2 separate regions of the Homo sapiens genome follow, and region 2 is linked to region 1. Evidence: chromatin contacts called from ENCODE Hi-C or POLR2A ChIA-PET data. All regions are on one chromosome and are shown on one strand. The core of a region is the stretch at or near the end of the contact, and the rest is flanking DNA. Distances in the headings are between cores, read along the strand shown. Region 1 overlaps SCN8A (sodium voltage-gated channel alpha subunit 8). Region 2 overlaps SCN8A (sodium voltage-gated channel alpha subunit 8).

Region 1 (2,612 bases), core at 84-2,583:
GACCTAGCACAATGTCTGACACATAGAAGGCACTGGTAAATAATTCTTGAATGAATGAATGAATGAATGAACGAAAGGTCACAACTGAAGGGGACATTCTGGAAATGGAGCCATTTGATGGGAAACTTTAAACTAGGTTTTTTTCACTCATAGATACAAGAATGGTAATTAGGCTGAGTAATAAGATGTGAGTAATTCTCTCTGGAACTCTTAAGTGGAAAAGTGAAAAGCCAGAGCTTTAGATGCTGGTGCCTTACTAGAAATAATGAATGAGAAAATGGGGAAATAAAGAAAGTACACCCAAGATAGAGATAAATAATATTTAAAAAGTTTAAGGTGGTTCCTCCTTCATTTTATATGATTTTAAGTGTTGTTTTTAAATCTGGCCTTAAATGATATGATTTCTTAATATTAGGTATGTTTTATCAGTATTCATTTTTTAACATACGTATAGAAAAATGCAATGACTGTATAGCTTCATAAATTTTCAGTGCACAGCAACCCAGAAGCCCACCCAACTTCTCCTAATCACTGCCTTTCCCCAAAGATAACTACTACACCCAGAGTTTTTGTTTTTGTTTGTTTGTTTTGAGACGCAATCTCGCTCTGTCGCCCAGGCTGGAGTGCAATGGCGCCATCTGGGCTCATTGCAAGCTCTGCCTCCTAGGTTCACGCCATTCTCCTGCCTCAGCCTCCCAAGTAGGTAGGACTACAGGAACCCGCCACCACGCCTGGCTAATTTTTTTTCTATTTTTAGTAGAGACGGGGTTTCACCATGTTAGTTGGGGTGGTCTTGATCTCCTGACCTCGTGATCCGCCTGCCTCGGCCTCCCAAAGTGCTGGGATTACATGCGTGAACCACAGCGCCTGGCCGAGTATTTGTTTTTTAATAATACAATCTTTATAGAATGCCTCAACTCATTATGTCGCTGTTTGTATCTGGAGTAAGTCAGCCTGTTGGCCCATCACCATCTTCCACCTAGTAATCTGAATGAAGGCATGGTAACTTTAGCCCAAGAAGGTGCTCCATTTTATTGACAACAAATGTCATACTCCCAAATCATCATTTAACTTTTATTGCAGAGATCCTAAACTATGGGTGTGTAGAAAGGTGGAGAACAGAAATTTACTTATATAGTTTATTTGGCATGAGCTCTGGTTTCCTTGGATATTGAAGACCTCAAAACCGCTGGGTCTGTTATTTAAGAGATATTAAAATCAATTTGCTTCCCAGTTTCAACATTGTCTTTCTTAAGACAATAGCTGGATACCATTCTTTCATTTATGCCACAAACAACTATCCAGTGGCCTACTGTGTTCCTCTTTCAGGGCAAAGCATGATGCAATGCAAGGCATTGTGGAGTATGTGATGATTAATAAGCATACTTTTTGCCTTAAGGCACTTATAACCAAGTAAGCAAAATGAAATACATAAATATAAAACGATACAGGCATACCTCATTTTATTGGGCTTTGCTTTATTGTAATTTGCAGATACTGCATTTTTTTACAAATTGTAAGTTTGTGCCAAACCTGCATTGATTGAGCAAGTCTGTCGGGACCATTTTTTCCAGAAGCATATGCTCACTTTGTGTCTCTGTGTCACATTTTGGTAATTTTTGCAATATTTCAATTTTTTTCATTATTACATCTGTTATGGCGATCAGTGATCTTTGTTGTTACTATTGTAATTGTTCTGGGGTGCCATGAACCACACTCATATGACAGGGAACTTAATAAATGTTATGTGTGTTCTGACTGCTCCACTGACCAGCTGTTCCCCCATCTCTCTCCCTCTCCTCAGGCCTCTCTTTTCCCTGAGACACAACAATATTGAAATTAGGCCAACTAATAGCCTTACATGGCCTCTTAGTGTTCAAGTAAAAGGAAGAGTTGCACATCTGTCACCTTAAAGGCTAGAAATGATTAAACTTAGTGAGGAAGGCATATCAAAAGCCAACTTAGGCCAAAAGCTAGGCCACTTGTGCCAGTTAACCAAGTTGTTAATGCAAAGGAGCAGTTCTTGAAGGAAATTAAAAGTGCTACTCTAGTGAACACACAAATAATAAGAAAATGGAACAGCCTTAATGCTGATATGGAGAAAGTTCGAATGGTCTGGATAGAAGATCGTACTAGCCACAACATTTCCTTAAGCCAACGCCCAATCCAGAGCAAGGCCCTAATTCTCTCCAATTCTATGAAAGCTGAGGGAGGTGAGGAAGCTGCAGGAGAAAAATTGGAAGCTAGCACAGGTTGGTTCAAGAGATTTAAGCAAAGAAGTCATCTCCAGAACATGACAGTATAAGATGAAGGAGCAAGCGCTGATGGAGAAGCTACAGTAAGTTATCCAGAAGATCTAGCTAAGATCATTAATTGATGACGGTGACCATACTAAACAATGGATTTTGAATGTAGAGAAACAACCTTCTATTGGAAGAAGATGCCATCTAGGACTTTCATAGCTAGAGAGGAGAAGTCAATTCCTGGCTTCAGAGTTTCAAAGGACAGGCTGACTCTCCTGTTAGGAGCTAATGCAGCTGGTGACTTTAAGTGGAAGCCAGCGCTTATTTACCATTCTGAAAATGGTAATTAATGGCCTCTTAAGAATTATA
Region 2 (2,612 bases), core at 48-2,547, 47 kb after region 1:
ACTAGCATTTATTTGGCCATTTGCTCTTTCACTCACACAGTGAGATGTTAGGACTGTGTATCTGCCACTGGCCTGTCTCCTTAGGAACTTGCAGTCTAGTAGGCCCTTGCATCTCTCAGCTTCACAGTCTGCTCTCCCTCTTCCCTATTTTATTCTCCATCAACACTGAATTACTGGTCAATTCCCTAAAAAAAACCTGCAGCTACATGCTACTATGCTTTCATACATGTGATTTTTGTTCCCTTACCTTTCCATCCCTTCTCACTAAATCTGCCCAATTAATTTTTCTTAATTCTTGTTTGTCCTTTAAAGCCCCTTCCAAATATTAGTTACCTTCCTTTGTGAACTTCCCAGCTCACTCTCTTTTTTATTTCCCAGCCAAGGGGAAAAAAATCTCTCCCTCCTGCTGCCTCTCATACATTATGCATATTTTTGTTATTGAACTTTGTACTTACCCTGCATCATAATTACTAGCTCACATATGTGTCTTCCCTAAAAGTACAGTTTTATTCAGTGTTGTGTCCTGGTAATTAGCACAATGCTTGGCACAGAATAGATGCTCAAAAATATTTTAATTCAATTGAATTCAGAACACAGGGCATTCTGGGTAGAATGAGCCACATAAACAAAGGCCAACGTTATGAATTATGAGAACCTGTTCCGAGGACATGAGCTAGTTTGGCTAGATGGGAACATTCATACTGGGAAATATGATTTAATTATTTTGGCAAGGCTGATATTGGGGGCTCTTGAAAGCCATATAAAGCAGATTGAATATTGGTAAGTAAATATTGATTGAATGAAGAACATTTCTCACTTCCTTCCAGTCTTTGCTGAAATCTCTCTTCTCAATAGGCTTATCCTGACCACCTCTTTAAAACTGTTGCCTCTTTATTCACCCATCCCCTGACTCCAGCATTCTTGATCTTCCTCTCCCTGTTCTTCCTCCTTTTCCCATAGCACTTGTCATCTTCTGTGTAGCACAGCCTATATGATTTACTCATTCATTACAGTTTTTATTTATTGTCTGTCTTTCCCACTAGAATTTAAACTCTTCGGGCCAAGACTATCTTGTTCACTGACCATTCCCAAGCACCTAGAACACTGTCTGACACATAGTAGGTGTCCAGTCAATATTTGTTGAGTGAATGAATCCTAAATTAATGAACTTCAGTATCGTGTACAGAGCTGGCATAGAAGCTTAGGTATGATTCAAATGGCCTGTTTCTGAAAGAAACAAGTTTATTCTGTAAAACTGCCAAGATTGCATCAGCTATTTGTATTATAATCTGGGCAGGGCAGAGGGAGGGAGGTGGGGCAAACATTGTGTTAAGTTTGCTTGTTTAAAAACCAAGTTGGGAAGTAAAAAGTATTAAAGACTTTTGAGTTTATGTATTCCTTACCTAGAAATCATTGTTTCATGTGGTGACTCATACCCATGCTTTAATAATTTCTCTCTCTTTCTTTCTCCACAGACCTTTGTAGTATTAAACAGAGGGAAAACTCTCTTCAGATTTAGTGCCACGCCTGCCTTGTACATTTTAAGTCCTTTTAACCTGATAAGAAGAATAGCTATTAAAATTTTGATACATTCATATCCTTTTCGGCAAATGTGGAGTGAGTGCGGCAATTGCATGGTTGCTTGTTTACCTTTCCAATATTTGACAACTGGATTATATGTTAAGTTTTTTACTGATAGTGTAGTTAACTAGCCCATCAGTCAGAGGTTTAAGAGTGAACTCCTGCCACATCCCAAGCTAAGCTTCAGCAAATTATTATTTTTTTTCTTAGGATGATATTGTGGGAATCTGAAATTTTGTTTGGTATCATTGTATGGACAAATTAAAATAACCTTTGTTGAAGTCTTAACTTTATTTAGTACTCAGACTTCAGTGATTTCTTTCTGTGGCCAACTATTCAGCTTAATATATTAAAAGCCATTATTAGAGGTTTTTGAAAGTCCTTCTTGAGTTACAAATAGTTGGATGAATGCTTTAGAAATCAGCTTTGAATTTTTAAAAAATTTTTTGAGCAGTGAGCTTAGAAAGTGAGATAGTTCTCAGATGAAATAACCTCCTTGTTACAGAGGTTTAGATGCAGATTGTAGGATAAATAGGAATTTTTTCTGGTATTTTTACTCACCTTAAATAGAAAAATGCCAATTTATTCAAGTGGCCTGAGTTACACCTTATTAACATATGAGAGTGCATGTGGCAAATGAAAAATTATTTGATGGATTTAGTGATGTTGCATGGTGGCTTGAAACTTCCATGGCTGGTCGATATTTAACAGCATGTAGTCCCATGCTTCGAAGATTACTGTATCCTCCAAGTAGGATGAGGAAGCCAGCAGTGGCAACTTGGTGAATTGGTTTAGAAGCTTTTGCCACATTTTATTAACTCTTGAGAATTTAGCAACATGGTTGTGAAATCTGTAGTTTAGAAGCAACACACTTCTGAAACCTGAAAGTTTATAAGGAAATAAATAATTCACAGTGGACTTCTTCCTTTCTGTTGGATCAGAAGATGGAGTGTTTTTTCTCTTCTGGTTCCAAAAAGCATGAAGACAAATCCAGCTGTAATGAAGAAAAAAAAATCCAGCTGTAAGAAATA

The links. Hi-C counts contacts between places; a loop is a spot of excess contacts on that map. ChIA-PET counts read pairs that join two places held with the same protein, here RNA polymerase II (POLR2A).
Region 2: a loop to region 1 is called in a map of PC-3, with 2.6 times the contacts of the local background. The contact joins two enhancer-like sites. A Hi-C loop is called at or near these places in 3 of 168 maps with a recorded cell type or tissue (CD8-positive, alpha-beta T cell, Caco-2 and PC-3). POLR2A ChIA-PET finds 5 or more read pairs at or near these places in 2 of 52 experiments (GM12878 and MCF 10A).

What each region holds. Positions count from the first base shown.
Region 1 is chr12:51,635,423-51,638,034 of GRCh38, forward strand. The region is part of intron 1 of SCN8A (sodium voltage-gated channel alpha subunit 8); the gene reads left to right. Among named protein-coding and RNA genes, the nearest start is that of SCN8A, 45 kb to the left of the region's middle. Within about 2 kb of position 1,334, at least 2 of the 41 ENCODE cell types and tissues checked have a DNase peak (open chromatin) inside an H3K27ac peak, as active enhancers do; they include PC-3, where a contact is called at or near this core.
Region 2 is chr12:51,682,699-51,685,310 of GRCh38, forward strand. It overlaps SCN8A (sodium voltage-gated channel alpha subunit 8), which reads left to right. Exons shown (of 27, transcript NM_001330260.2): 3 at 1,476-1,594. Among named protein-coding and RNA genes, the nearest start is that of SCN8A, 93 kb to the left of the region's middle. Within about 2 kb of position 1,298, at least 4 of the 41 ENCODE cell types and tissues checked have a DNase peak (open chromatin) inside an H3K27ac peak, as active enhancers do; they include PC-3, where a contact is called at or near this core.